2 separate regions of the Homo sapiens genome follow, and region 2 is linked to region 1. Evidence: chromatin loops called from intact Hi-C (ENCODE). Cell type or tissue: heart left ventricle. All regions are shown on one strand.

Evidence for each region. Peaks named below come from ENCODE experiments on the same cell type or tissue, not always from the same donor. Only the 100,000 strongest peaks of a DNase experiment are listed, where the experiment ranks them.
Region 2: a loop joins it to region 1, with 6 times the contacts of the local background. A loop is called at or near these places in 3 of 110 quality-filtered maps.

Annotation. Positions count from the first base shown.
Region 1 is chr10:78,242,974-78,250,973 of GRCh38, forward strand. LINC00856 (long intergenic non-protein coding RNA 856) reads left to right here and starts at 5,652. Exons shown (of 2, transcript NR_038985.1): 1 at 5,652-6,097; 2 at 7,304-8,000. RefSeq lists an enhancer at 7,436-7,505. In heart left ventricle, no CTCF peak of the experiment used is centred here; no DNase peak of the experiment used is centred here.
Region 2 is chr10:78,718,567-78,726,566 of GRCh38, forward strand. The region is part of intron 1 of LOC105378379 (a long non-coding RNA gene); the gene reads right to left. Among named protein-coding and RNA genes, the nearest start is that of ZMIZ1-AS1, 340 kb to the right of the region's middle. In heart left ventricle, no CTCF peak of the experiment used is centred here; no DNase peak of the experiment used is centred here.

The sequences.
Region 1 (8,000 bases):
GGGGAAAATGTCTCCAGGCCATGTCAGAGACCTTCACGGCAGTCCCTCCCATCACAGACCTGGAGGCCCAGGAGGAAAAATTGGTTTCATAGACCTGGCCCTGGGTACCCATGCTGTGTGGAGCTTAGGGACTTGGTGCTCTGTGTCCCAGCAGCTCCAGCCATGGTTGAAAGGGGCCAACGTAGAGCTTGGGCTGTGGCTTCAGAGGGTGGAAACCCCAAGCCTTAGCAGCTTCCACATAGTGTTGAGCCTGTGGGTGCACAGAAGTCAAAAATTGAGGTTTGGGAACCTCTGCCTAGATTTCAGAAGATGTATGGAAACACCGGGATGCCCAGGCAGAAGTTTGCTGCAGGGGTGGGGCCCTCTTGGAGAACCTCTGCTAGGGCAGTGCGGAAGGGAAATGTGGGGTCAGAGCCTCCAAGCAGAGTCCCTACTGGGGACCTGCCTAGTGGAGCTGTGAGAAGAGGGCCACTGTCCTCCAGACCCCAGAATGGTAGATCCACAAACAGCTTGCACTGTGCACCTGGAAAAGCCACAGACACTTAGTGCCAGCCTGAGAAAGCAGTGAGAGGGAGGCTGTACCCTGAAAAGCCATAGGGACGGAGCTGCCCAACACCATGGGAACCCACCTCTTGCATCAGCATGACATGGATATGAGACCTGGAGTCAAAGGAGATAATTTTGGAGCTTTAAAATTTGACTGCCCTGCTGGATTTCAGACTTGCGTGGGTCCTGTAATCCTTTTATTTTGGCCAATTTCTCCCATTTGGAACTGCTGTATTTATCCAACACCTCTACCCCCCATTGTATCTAGGAAGTAACTAGCTTGCTTTTGATTTTACAGACTCATAGGTGGAAGGGACTTGCCTTGTCTTGGATGAAACTTTGGACTGTGGACTTTTGGGTTGATGCTGAAATGGGTTAAAACTTTGGGGGACTATTGGGAAGGCATGATTGGTGTTGAAATGTGAGGACATGAGATTTGGAGGGGCCAGGGATGGAATGATATGGTTTGTCTGTGTCCCCATTCAAATCTCAACTTGAATTCTATCTCCCAGAATTCCCATGTGTTTTGGGAGGGACCCAGGGGGAGGTAATTGAATCATGGAGGCCAGTCTTTCCCATGCTATTCTCATGACAGTAAATAAGTCTCATGAGATCTGATGGGTTTATCAGGGGTTTCTGCTTATGTGTCTTCCTCAATTCTCTCTTGCTGCCACCATGTAAGAAGTGCCTTTTGCCCTCTGCCATGGTTATGAGACCTCCACAGCCATGCAGAACTGTAAGTCAAACTAAACCTCCTTTTCTTCCCAGTCTCAGGTATGTCTTTATCAGCAGCGTAAAAACAGACAAATACATATACATTAAATCATATTTGCTTAATTTTAAATTGTTGCCATAATGGAGTAAATTTGTAAAATAATTGTTAGTGGTTATCATATATCTATATATACACAAGGTTGGCATCTGTGTAAGATGGGACAGGAGCCAGGGTGGGGGCAGGAGGCACTGTGGGATGTCAAAGTTCCTGTTAATGCCTCCAATTCTGATCACATGCCATAGGGTATATTCTGCCTTTCTCCCTTTCCATTGTTGTAACAGTCTTTTTTTTTTATTATTTTTATTTTTTTTGAGACAGAGTCTTGCTGTGTTGCCCAGGCTGGAGTGCAGTGGTGCAATCTTGGCTTACTGCAACATCTGCCTCCCGGGTTCAAGAAATTCTGCTGTCTCAGCCTCCCAAGTAGCTGGGACTACAGGCACCCACCACCACACCTGGCTAATTTTTGTATTTTTAGTAGAGATGAGTTTTCACCATGTTGGCCAGGCTAGTCTCGAACTCCTGAGCTTAGGTGATTCACTTGTCTTGGCCTCCCAAAGTGCTGAGATTACAGGCGTGAGCCACCACACCAGGCCATTGTTATAACTGTCTTCTGTGACAGTGAAAAATCTGGCTCCCATCTCATCTTCTGTAATATATTTAGTCATTTGATCAATACCTTGTATGTAACCAATCCCTTATCACTGCCATTGCCCTAGGGACACCCTCCCCACCAGTGTATTAGAGCTGCCTTTCTTATCCTGTTCTGGCTCCAACACCCTGTGCTGGGCCACCTCCTTTCATGGATACCTCTTCAACCTACTCAGGCTGTGACACCCCAAGCTGGGCTGTTCCCTACTCCTCAGATGCCCCCTTTGCACCACTTGGGCTTGGCCACTCACACTGGGCCACCACTCACCCTCATGTATGGCCCCTTTGACCTGCTTAGCCTTTGACACCCCGTGATCGCCTCCACCCCATGATGTGCTCCAGTGCCCCAGTGGCTGCTGTCTCATTTTGCATAGATGCCAACCTTGCTTAATCCCACGTAGTGGCTTCTAGCCTAAATTGTTTTGGAAGGAAAGGGAAGAGTATATGTGAAATATTTTGATGTACAGAAGTTTTACATTTTAAAGAAAATAAACCTATTGACCTTTCTCTTCATGTTTTCTCAATTTAGCTCTATACTTAGGTCTTTCCTACCCATCTTAACTTGGGTCCCCCAAAGAGCAGAACCTGTGACAAAGGCCTATCTGCAGAGTTGATTTTGTGATTGGCTTCCAGGGAAGAGGAGTGGGAGGCTGGAAAGAGGGAGACAGGACAGGAGGGGAGGCCAACACAGGGGAAATAGGGGTCAGTCCTGCTGGGGTCCTGTCAGGAACTTTGGAGAACATGCCTCAGAATTGGCTCCCTGGCAGAGGGAAGAAGGTTTTTATTTCACAAGAATCAAAGGCTTCCCTGGGGGATGTGGACTGCTTGCACTCCCAATATTGTGCACACGGCAGAATGGCAGAGTTGGTCACTGACAGCAGGTATCCCAAAGAGCTGGGCCAGAGAAGCTGGGAGCAGAGAGAGAGGGAGATGTGGCATGGCGGGGGTGGTGAAACAAAAAGAGGAGCTGACAGGGTGTGACATGCGGCATAAAAGATGTCTGGCATGCAACTTGAAGATAATGTGAATCTTACTTCATATTTCATTTTAATACTCTATTTTTTAAATATTTAACCTATCTGGAATTTTATTTTATTTTATATTTTTGAGATGAGGTCTTGCTGTGTTGCCCAGGCTGGAGTGCTATGGCACAATTGCAGCTTACTGCAGCCTCAAACTTCTGGACTCAGGCGATCCTCCCACTTCAGCCTCCCCAGTAACTGGGACTACAGGCCTGTACCAACATGCCTGGGTAAAATTTTAAATTTTTTTGTACAGACAGGGTCTTGCTTTGTTGCCCAGGCTGGTCTTGAACTTCTGGCCACAGATAATCCTCTTGCCTTGGCCTCCCAAAATGTTGGAATTACAGGTGTGAGCCACTGTGCCTGGCCTGGAATTTATTTTAAAGTGTGGTGTGGGCTGGGCGTGGTGGCTCACGCCTGTAATTCCAGCACTTTGGGAGGCCAGAGTGGGTGGATCACGAGGTCAGGAGATCGAGACCATTCTGGCTAACACAGTGAAACCCTGTCTCTACTAAAAATACAAAAAAAAATTAGCCAGGCATGGTGGCAGGGGCCTGTAGTTCTAGCTACTCGGGAGGCTGAGGCAGGAGAATGGTGTGAACCTGGGAGGCAGAGCTTGCAGTGAGCCCAGATCGCACCACTGCACTCCAGCCTGGGTGACAGAGCAAGACTCTGTCTCAAAAAAAAACCAAAAAAAAAAAAAAAAAAACCAAAGGACCAGGCCCGGTGGCTCACGCCTGTAATCCCAGCACTTTGGGAGGCCAAGGCGGGTGGATCACAAGGTCAGAAGATCAAGATCATCCTGGCTAACATGTAAAAATACAAAAAAAAATTAGCTGGGCATGGTGGTGGGCACCTGTAGTCCCAGCTACTTGAGAGGCTGAGGCAGGAGAATGGTGTGAACCTGGAGTGTGCAGTGAGCCGAGATCGCGCCACTGCACTCCAGCTTGGACGACAGAGCGAGACTGTCTCAAAAAAAAAAATCATGTGGTGTGAGGTAGGGATAGAATTTAAATTTGCTCCCTAGTAGGTTGGTCAGTTATCCTCAAGCCATAATTCACTGAATAGTCCATATTTTCCCATAATGACATGAAATTCTATCTTAAAAGTATATTAAAGTTTAAATATATTATGTATTGAATCTGCCTCATTGTTCCGTCTGCTAATTTTTTTTTGCTAGTACCACACTGTTTTAATTATTGCAGATTTAGAATGCATTTTAAAATTTGCAGAACAAATATCCCTTTAGTGATGTTCTTTTTTCAGAAATTTATTAGTGAGCAGTAGAAGTTTATTTTTCTAGAGGATCTTTTGAATTATTATTGTAATTTTTATTCTTCTTTTTTTTTTTTTTTTTTTTTTTTTACCTTCCCAGGGGGAAAGGGCCTGAGCTTGTACATTCTTCAGCCAAGTAGCAAACCTCTCTTTCACAGATGGTCAGAATACATAAAATCATATGATATAAAGACACAGATGGTGTGTTCCCACTCACTATGCTGCCCGCCTTTTAATTTTACTCTCACTGCTGTCCTGTGACTTTAGGAAAGGGCGGTTATTGTGTACAGCACAAGTACAAGGCTTAGAAAATATTTTTTTTCCCCCAAAGGCACACAAATAAATATTAGACATAGAACTGAAATGCCTTTTTGTGTTCATAAGACTTCTTAGAAAGAATGACAGTCTAGGAATTAAAGTCTGTGCTTCTAATGGGAAATCCTTGGTCCTGATGTGTTTACATTGAAGCAACTATTTTAACTGAGTCTTATGAAAGACCTTCTTAGGAGTGACAGGTATGAGCTATTGCAACAAAACATAGTGTACAATCTTATGTGAGGGTCTTTAAATAGAGAGCCGGTTATAAAGACTGTGTCCCTGATGTGTGGGGCTGGTCCTCCTCCCCAGCAGACCTCACCTCCCTGCCCTTTCAGCATCCCCTCCTTGGCCCCAGCTGATGGCTGATGCTCCCATTGGTCTCTGTGGTGCTACCTGCCACTGGCCTGCCAAGACCTCAGACCCTCGCTGTCTCCTTGTCCCATTTCCCCTGAGGCTTGTGGCTGGTTCTGTGGTTATGACTGAGTTGGCCCTTCTGACATCCTGATCCAGACACTTCCCAACCTAGGCTGTCTCAGCTCTCCAAAAGCACCCTGAAAATAAAAATGGAAAGGAGTTTGGCTCCTTGGGTGAGGTTGTTCCTGCTCTCCCTAAGACACTGTTCTTTTCTGTAAATTTCACCTATCTGAAAGAAACAGAATGCTTCTTGTTTCTTGGTGGGGAAAAGTAACCATAATGGAATGCCGCCTTCATGCTAGGCATTTTACAGGTCACCCCATTTAATCTTCACAATTCTATAGGAAGGGATGCTTGTCTCTGCTTTAGAGAGGAGGAAACTGAGGCCAGAGGGTTTATGGAACATGTGCAATGTCATGTGGAATGTTAATAGTGAAGCCAGGGCCAAAACCGAGGTCTGCCTGAGTCCAAGTCCAATTCCACAAACATGATGTTAACATACTCCTCGGTGCCAGGCACTGTGTTTTAGGGGCATAGCTGCCTCCCTATTGTCAAGGATTTTGAGCAGATCAGATTTGAGGACCTTTTTTCGATAGGTCTATATTTTTCTTACAGCCACTCCCCATTTTAAGCGCATCGTGAGTAGGCTTTTGGAGTCTGATCTATCGAGCTGGGTATGTTTGGAAAGCTACAGAGCAGTAGCCATAGAAAGACTGCGTGAGACAGAGTCCTAGCCTATCTGTCCGGCCAGTCGAACCTCATGTGTTCGCTGCTTTCATTTTCCCTTGGCTGAGGAAACGATGGTTTGGTTTTGCAAAGGAATGCTGGGGACTTCTGCCAGCTTGCTAACGGCCTTGCCCCATTCAGATGCATCGAACTCACAGAACATCGCTCCCCAGCTGCTGGCTCGCGGTTCTGAGAGTGCCTGAATAGAAAACCACTCATTTCCCTTCGCAAAAGAGGCGCCCAAAGCAGATATTTCAATATATTCCAATTTAGCCGAGGGAAGCCAGAACATGGATGTTGTTGCCAAGGAAACCACCTCCTTCCTCCTGTGTGCTGTGCATACGTGTATCACTTCATCTCTCTGCTCTCCAAGGTAATATCATAGCTCCGTGCTTGGGGAAGGGTTTTTAAAAAGGCATATAAAACCTCTTAGCATCAAGAAGATTCATTAAATGATCTCATTCCAGAGAAGCTTAAATTATTCTTTTTAGATCCTTTTATGCTGAGGATGGGGAAATGGCTGAGTCAGTGCTATCTCTCGCAGCCCAGCTTGGTGTCTTCGTGGAGACAGTTTTTCAGAAATAAACAAATCAGAGTTCGCAAGCTTAGACAGGGCGAGTGTGTGTGTAATAAGAACGAGGCCGTCATGTAGCTGTAATGTCACGGTCTAATCCCTCCTAGAGGATCTGCCAAGACCACCTTGATCTGAGGGCCTCCTGGGTGTGAGGCCACATTGCACAGGGCAGGCTTCAAAGTGGAGACAAGAGAGGGTCGGTGTTGCAAGGCCACCTGTCAAAAGATTCCTTGTTCGGGAACTGCGTGGGGATTTCTGCTGCCCAATCTGTTCTCAGACCCACTCCTGGGCTGTTTTTGTCCTGCCTTGGTGTCTGGTCTTGGGTCCACCTCTCTCTCCTGGACGCTGCCATCACCCCCTTCATTCCCACCTACCCTATTCTGTATGTTAAAGTCAGCACAATCGCCCTCATGCCTTACAACCCAAGAGACAAACTGGAGGGTGCACTTGGTAGTCATCTGAGAGCTCAGTGGGTGGCCCCGACTTTCACACCTTCTTCCTCTCAGCCCCTCCTGGTTTTTAGGGCTCAGATTCCCCCTTGCCCACTGCATATGCAGATTAAATTTGGCTTCTCTCTTTCAATTAGTGGCACTAGCCAAGAATATTGGTTTATATTAGTCATTCCCAGCTGGGGGGCAATTTTGCCCCCCAGGGGACATTTTTGGTTCTTATTTCGAGGAGGGAGTCCTGCTGGCATCTAACGTGCAGAGGCCAAGGACTCTGCTGAAACAACTTACAGTGCACAGTCCAGGCCTCTAAAAACAGAATTATCCAGCCCCAGGTGCCAATAGTGCTGTGGTTGAGAAACCCTGGCTTATACTTATTCTCTTTGCTCGTTGATGTAATAAATATTTATTGAGTACCTACTATACACCAGGCTCTAAGCCAGCAGCTGGGGATGTGAACTGAACAAGACAGACATAGCTTCACTCACTTTCTCACATAGAGCCAATTGGGAGACGTTAAACAAATAATTACAATGATACAAATAAATTATTATTACAGCTTGAATCTAGATCTGACGTGGATATCCTGCCACAGTTCCGAAGTCTACCTAGTGCCCCAGCCGAACCTGCCCTGGCTCCTAGGTGGGGTATGGACATCTGTGACATCCCTCCCCAACACCCCACCAAGCTGGGCTGCAAGACGGGTTATGGTGGCCCCATGACTTCCTTCCTTGGTAAGCCACAGGACTTCCTTGTTAACTGCTTTGCTGTTGGTCATTGCAGAGAAATAGGGAACAATAAAAACAACCTGAGGTGTGGCAAAGGCTCTAGGACTGCATCATCTGCTGAAGCTCCAGTCCCTGCGCTGCATCTCCTGAGTGGCATCTGTGATGGCAAACAAAGGCTCCTTGGGCTTCACGCTCTGCTTTCTTTCTAAGTGGTACTTACCACCCGCTGCATCCCAGCCTTCTTCTGACCAGCTTCCTCTTCTGATAGGCTTATTTCCATGAAGTTTTTCAGAGTTAGAAGCATGAACTTTAGAACCAGATGATCCCGGTTGGAATCCATCTCTGGCACTTGCTATATGACCTTGGATAAGTTACTTAACCTTTCTGTGTCTCAGTTTCTTTTTCTATAAAATGGGCATAATAAAATCTATCTAGCATAGTTATTGTAAGGATTAAGTAAGTTATTATATGCAGAGCTCTTGGTTCACAGTTAGTGCCATTTAAGCCTTTCTGTCATTCTTACTGTTA
Region 2 (8,000 bases), 480 kb after region 1:
GATACAACTTTTTTCCCCAAAAAATACTTCTTTTGTTGTATGTGTAGACATGGGCCCTGTCTATGAAGCGATTCCAAACCCTATTTTGCAGCCTTTCATCCACTGAACCCCTGAGGAGTTGCTAGCCTGCACTTAACTTCTCCAGAAGCAACATTCTGCTGACCACTTTCTGGTGAGCACAGCAATGAACTTGTCAAGGAGCCAGCCAGGAGGAGTGGGAGCCAGGGAGGCAGGTGTGCACAGGCCAGGCAGGAATGGGGCCATCCATCTCCATCCTTTTCTCCATGTCCAAGTGTAAAGGGATTGTGTCTACAAGCCTGTCTCCGCCAACCTCGGGGAAGAAGCCAAGTCATTTCATCTGAAATTTTTACTTCCACCACAAGGGAAGGTTCCAGGGCAATTAGAACTATTGTAATTTCTTATTAAGGTCAAAAACAAATTGTAGGTATAGCCCATGAGTCACCTTCCTACACAGAAACAAATGAAATCTTCTAAGCGAATTGGTGAGCCTGTGTGTCCCACCCTTAATAATTGGGGAAAAGGGAGGGTACTGCCATCTCCTTCCTGCCTCTGAAATGCTCACTTTTTTTGGAAACCCAATAAAATTAATTCAAAGCATGGATTAATAATTCATCTTGATATGTAAATAATTCATCATGAAAGTAGCCATATCACATTTTCACATTTTGAAGCCTATGCACTCCTTTATCGTGGGAGAGATGGATTTCCCCAGTTGACCTGCCGGAGTGGGTAAGGGACTGGGCACTCAGCCGCCCACACCTCAAGGATGCCAGAGCCCAGATCCAAGCCCGATGCCTACTTCGAATCCAGCAGCAAAGATGTTTGTGGCTGCAGTGACCTAAGGTGGCCTGCTGAAGTCAGGATGCTTCTTAATGACCAGAGGGACTTGCTTGCCAGGTCTTTGGCCTCACCAGGATGTAAAAGGAATTCCTGTCGTGATCAAGCTCGCCACTGCTGATTACATTTTGGTCCTCCAGGAGGGCCTCCGAACGATGGCCTATCAATTATGCATTCCCCAACACACCTCACAGCCTGGCTTTCATGAAGGTCCTGTCTGAGCAGGTATCCCCCGCATCATTTCTGGGGAAGAGAAAAGAAATGGGGCACTGTCACCTGACAACCTCCTAAGAGCTGGGTGCAAAGGCCTAAGTGAGATGAGGGAGAAGTTGAGCTGGTCTGGAGGCTTCTCTCTCAAACCCCATGGGGACCAATAAGGGGTCTGGACCACCCTCTGTTGCACGTATGTGGCTCTGGGGTGCAGCAGCCTCTCAATGTGTGCTCTAAGCTGGAGTCTGAGCTTATAAAGGACCCTAGAGTGCAGGTAACGCCAGCAGAGCTGCCCTCGTTTGAAAGATGAGCAATCTGAGGCTCGGAGAGGCACAAGCCTGGGGAATGTTGGCCTGGTAGGCTCTGGCTGGGCTTGAAATAGTCTGTAATCTGGTTGGAAAATCATTCCTGTATCTACTATTTCCCCATGATGGTGGATCCCCACTGATGCTGTGCATTCATTCATGGAGGTCTAGTTCAGAGCCAGACCCAGGCTCAGGGCTGGGGGCTGGGGGATGATGCAGAACCCCTTTTTGTGCCAAAGGAGCTTCCACTCTCAAGTTGGGGGAGGACTCCTAACAAAATCTGGGTGGTGACAGGGTTGTGCCATAGGATGGACAAGACCAACAGCCACACTACAAGCTGGCCTCGGCATCCCTCTCTGTTCACCCCCATTACCCTCCCTCACTCACTGCACGTCGGCCACAGGGGCCTGTGGTCAGTCACTCCCCAAAGCCCCTCCCACGTGGCATGGCTCCTACGGCGCTTCAGGTGGCTGGGTCACTTCACCTTTCAGGTCCTCCTAGCTCAGCTCATCTGACAGAGCTCCCACCCAACTGCTTTTCCTCAGAGCACCTATCACAATTTGTCATCTAGCTCATGTTCCCTCTGCCACTGGACTGCAAGTTCCCTGAGGGCAGGCACTGTGCCCAATTTGTACACTGTTGTAGCCCATCCCATAGCACAGTTGAAGCTCAATGAATGTTGAACAAAAGAATGAACGAACGAATGCAAGGCAGACCCTGAAGCATGTCAACAGAAAGTTAAAACTAAACAGCCCCAAGAGGGCTGAGATGAGATCCTCCACCTGGGAGATCTGAGACAGCTTCATGGAGGAGGCTGCATTGGAGCTTTGGGGATTCTCTGGCTCTTTTAGAAGTCCAAGGACTATGTATTCATTCTCAGTGGGGAGCAGAATTCCACAACTGTTCATGTACATTATTCAAATGTCAAAAAACTTGGGAAACACAGAAGTAATTGGTAGGTTTCTAGTTGAGCTTGGAATGGGAGTATGTGATTGCTGGGAGGGGGTCTTGGGTGTAGACAGGTGCAGGCTAGGGCAGAGTTTGGTGGTATAGCCCCTCTCTCTCCCTACCAGAGCATATCTCTCAGAGATCATGATATTTGTCAAGGATGAGGTCAATGTCTTTTCTCTGGGCAGTCCTGATGGGGACCAACACAGGCTTTCTACCTTCCTTTTATATACACAGGCTTACACGTGCCCACACCATGCCCACATCACATCCTTCACAGCAAGAGAAAAGAGGGCAGCCTGATACTTCTTGGCCTCAATATGCAAATTTATAGCTTGGGGACTTAGTAGTCCTGGCTCTGCAGCTTCAGGGAGAAAGTCTGGGATAATCATCAGAGACCATACATAGGGAAGGCAGATGTGGGATTTCTCGTGCCCCTCTGGGATGAGGGTACTTGTCCTAACACAGTTTTTTATGAATATCCTAGTGTGTTTGTGGTGTATTTCACCCCCCAAGCAACCTCATCATTCCTCAGAGGTGAGCCATGATCTGGAAGAAGAAGTACTGGCTTTGAATCCAATCCCAGCTCATGTAAGTGTTACCAATTCCCTTGCTTTGTGACATCTCTGAACTTCAGTATCTTCATCTGCAAAATGACAACTCCCTGAAAGTACTGCTGTGCCTTCCAGAAATTAGCATTAAAAAATTTTGTCAACTGCCCCATCTTAGAAACCAAAGGAGATGATCAAAACTGGCGTGGGGGAGAAGGGAGTGGAGAAAATGGAAACCAACAAAATAGAAAAATAAGTACCCAGTTAGCCCAATTAAGAAAAATAATAAAGACAAAACAGTACTCAAAATTAGGATTGGGAAAGGGAATATGACCATTGGTATCATATGGAAGATGTTATAAGACTAATATAAAACTATATATACCAACAATGTAAAAAATTTGAAGTCAAAATCAAATGCACAATTTTCTATGAAAATATAAGTTGTTAAAATTAACTTTAAAAAATAAAAATTTTATCAGACAAAAGTCTGGAATAATTTGGGGGGAAAATTCATGAATCACAGCTCTAAACAATTTTCATCTTTTTAAAAAAGCAAAAGGCTCAAATAGTTTTATATAGAGTATTTCTTCCTTCAAAATTTCAGAGAATAAGTAATTTTCAAGCTATATAAACTATTACAGGATATTTAAAAAAAGATGAAACCCAATTCTTTTTTCAAATTAGAGTATGATTAATAACCATTGGTATAGTTTGGACCTGTGTCCCCACCCAAATCTCATGTTGAAATGTAATCCTCAATGTTGGAAGTGAGGCTGGGTAGAAGGTGATTGAATCACAGGGGCAGATTTCTCATGAATGATTTAGTACCATCCCCTTGTACTGTCCTCAAGATACTGAGTTAGTTCTGAGGAGATCTGGTCGTTTAAAGGTGTGTAGCACCTCCCTTCCACCCACAGCCTTGCTCCTGCTTTCACTATGGAAAGTGCCTGCTCCTGCTTTGCCATTGCCATGAGCAAAACCTCCCTGAGGCCTCCCCAGAAGCACAGGCTGCCATGTTTTCTGTACAGCCTGTGGAGCCGTGAACCAATTAAATCTCTTTTCTTGTAAATTACACAGTCTCTGCTACTTTGTTAGAGCAATGCAAGAATGGCCTAACCCAACCATGTTTGAAAAAATCATAAATAAAAGATAAATCGGCCGGGCACAGTGGCTCACTCCTGTAATCCCAGCACTTTGGGAGGCTAAGGCGGGCAGATCACTTGAGGTCAGGAGTTCGAGACCAGCCTGGCCAACATGGTGAAACCCCTTCTCAACTAAAAATATTTTAAAAATTAACTGGGCATGGTGGTGGGTGCCTGTAATCCCAGCTACTCAGGAGGCTGAGGCAGGAGAATCACTTGAACCCGGGAGGCAGAGGTTGCAGTGAGCCGAGATCATGCCACTGCACTACAGTCTGGGCAACAAGAGTGAAACTCTGTCTCAAAAAAAAAAAAAAAAAAAGATAAATCTGTAGGATAATATCATCAGTGAATTTACATTTAAAAATGCTAAATAAATATGTATGTATTTCAGATTTCAGAAATATATTAAAAATCATGGAGTATGATTAAGTAGGGTGTAATCTGGTAATGCTAGGTTTGAAATCTATTAACATAATTTATCGAGTTAAAAATAATAAGAGAAAACATGATTGTACATTTGCAGTCCTATTAAAATATATTTACATAAGACATTCCAAAAAGAAAAATTGTTAAACTGGACTTCACGATAAAAAACTTTTGCCCTTCTAAATACCATTGAGAAAATAATATGATCCACAGACTAGGAGAAAATATTTGCAAGTCACATATCTGATAAAGGACATGTATACAGAGTATAAGAAAAATTCTTACAACTTAATAAGAAGGTAAACAGCATAGTTTTTAAAAAGGCAAAATATTTTAACAGACCCCTGACCAATGTAGATATATGAACTGTCAATAATCATATGAAAATAGGCTCCCATCATTAGTATTAAGAATATATAAATTTAAATTAAAAGATATCACTACACGCCTGGCTCTAATCAAAAGGACTGACAATGCCAAATGTTGGAAAGAATGTGGAGAAACTGGAACCCTCATCCATCGCTGTGGGAATATAAAATAGTACAGCCACTTGGGAAAACAGTTTGACAGTTTCCTAAACATGCATCTGACATGCAAACCAACAATTCTGTGCTTAGCCATCTACCTAACTGGGATGAAAACATATGTTCACATAAAGACTTGTCCAAGAATGTTCACCACAGTATTATTCATAATAGCTCAAAACTGGAAACAACCCAAACGTCCATCAACTAGTGAATGGATAAACGGGTACACTCATTCAGCGGAATACTTTTCAACAATGAAAAAGGAATGGATTACTGATACATGCAACAACATGGTGACCCTCAGAAACTTCAGATGCCAGATACAAAAGTCTCTATGTCTTATGATTCCACTTATCTGTAATTTCTAGAAAAGGGACCAAAAGAGACAGAAAGCAGGTCCGTGTTTGCCTGGGGCTGGGTGTGGGAGCTGAGACTGACTACAGAGGGACAAACAGAGAAAGTTCAGAGGTGATAGAAGTGTTCTAAAACTTGACTGTGGTGAGAAGTTACCAGCTGTGTAAGTTTACTAAAACTATCCAACTGTACCCTTAAAATGGGTGGATTTTATAGTATGTAAATTATACCTCCAAATGCTATTTTTAAGTGTTTCTGAAAGGTTACTGTAGTAGTCTGTTTTGTGCTTCTATCAAGGCATACCTGAACTTGGCTAATGTGTTAGGTTGGTTCAAAAGTAATTGCATGGCCCTGGCGTCTGCTTCTGGGCAGGATCTCAGGAAGCTTTCACTCTTGGTGGAAGATGAAGTGGAAGCAGGCGTGCCACATGACGAGAGACGGACAAGAGAGGGAAGGGAGGAGGTGCCAGGCTCCTTTTAACAATCAGATCTCGATATCATATGAACAAACAGAGTGAGAACTCACACATTACCATGGGAGGGCACTGAGCCACTCATGAGGGATCCACCACCGTGGATCCCTCCAGGGAAACACCCCCCGCCAGATCCCACCTCCAACACTGGAGATCACATTTCAACGTGAGATCTGCAGGGCACAAATATCCAAACTATAGCAGATCTATAGCATGCAGATAAGTTGTTTTCTTTAATCCTAAAATGATTTGTTTATTTTGTTGTTGGGTTGTTCATACTTTTTCCTCTCAGTGAGCATATACAATTGTAACATTTTTTTTTAAGTTCGCCCAAAGAGAACACCATGAGAATGACAGGAGATACAGTTCCTCAAACAATTTCTGCCATGGGGTAGAGTGGATGCTTGATAAAGAGAATGTTCCCTGTTTATACAAAAATCCCCTTCATTCCAGGCACCACTATAGCTTTCTGATCCACCCTAGACACGCCAGGGCAGCATTAGAGGCTGTAGCCCACCTGAGTGACTGACAGATGCTTATGCCTTCAGAGGGATGCTCTTTCCTCACCACCCACCATCTCATCTGCAGGATCCTTTATGACTGCTCTTAACAGGCTAGCCTGCCAAAGATGCTCCCTTCCCCAGTGATTCCTGGGCTCCTACCACCCATTCCCCGGCCGCAGTCGTAACAAGCTACTGTGATAGCAGAATTGTTTGCCTCAGAAAAAAAAAACAAAACAAAACTATAATGTCACAACAAACAGAAGCTCATGGGTTTGGCAGGTAGAGTGCAGGCTGTGCAGCAGCAAACTAGATGGAGGAGAGGTTGCTGGGATCTTCTGTCACAAACACCCCTGGGGATGGGGTAGAGGATCAGAACCAGGGACACTTAAGTTTTGCTGGTAGCAAATCCTAAAGTACGGGCTCTGGGATTGATCAGTCAACCTTGCCACTTACTTGAGCAGGAGCTGAGCCTTTCTGAGCCTCTGTTTCTCAGTTGCCTTCCAAACCTTTTGTGAAAACCATTTTAGAAGACAAGAAAGTCTGTTGTAGCATGCTGCTCAGATTTTTAGTGACAATACTTGCTCTAACTCTTCCTGGGAGTGTGGTGAACTCTGGGAATCAGATTATAGCTCAGGTTGGGCATAACCCTCCAACGATGGGAATTGTCCCAAACGATGGGGTCTCCAATGATGTAGTGTATTTGAAGTCACTGGGGGGAATGATTGGGGGTCAGGGTAGGTAAAGTCCAACAAGAGCGTTCTAGCCAAAGGGAATATTACCAAAACCCTGTCATTGTGGGAGGGTGGAATATTAGGGACTAGACTTAATCTTCTGCTGTAAACAACTAGGAAAATGGAACAAATATATGAAACAACACTTTCTAGGATGAGACAAGGGCACTGATTCCTGAGAGTAGGGCAGGGGAGAAGTGAATCCCACAATTATCCAGGCCTTCTGGCTGTGAGCCCCTCGCTTTCTGCCTAGAGATGAGTTCCAGATCAGAGGCACAGGAGGAAGTCAGACTTCATAGCCTCACTGAATTGAAGAGACAGAAATGGAAGTTCAGGAAGGCTGAAATGGCTGGAAGTTGCAGGACATATTTCCAGAAGAGAAGAACTAACTCAAAAAAAGCTCCAGAAATCTGCAGAGCTATCCCCTTGATGTGTACTAGGCCTGCTTGCATAGAATGAAATGCCACAAAACCAGGCAAACAACCAATGGGGAGTCGTAAACCACACAACTCCCAGAGTTCACACAGGGCAGAGAGACATTGGAAGTCTGGCAAGGAGAATGGAGAGTCCTCAGTGATCACCTGGGGCATTCAGTGGGGCCTCAGAGGAATTGCACCTAAACATTCAGCCTAAACCATCCCAACAGTGAGGGTGACTCCAGACCTGCCCTGGCAACTCCCAGAAACAGGCTGGAAGCAATCTAATAATCCACAAGCAGCTCAACTGCTTTCCGGAACAAAATCCAGACACTCAGCAGCACACAAGTCACCATGTCCATCATCCACTACCAATTACCAGACATACCAAGAAGCAGGAAAGTGCGGACTATAACCAGAAGGAAAATCTGTCAAAAGAAAGAGATGAGAAATAGCAGAGATGATGGAGCCAGCAGACGAGGACTCTGAAACAGCTATTGTGTTCAACCATCTAAAGGAAAACAGGGACACAAGAAAGACAAAAGTAGGAGAAA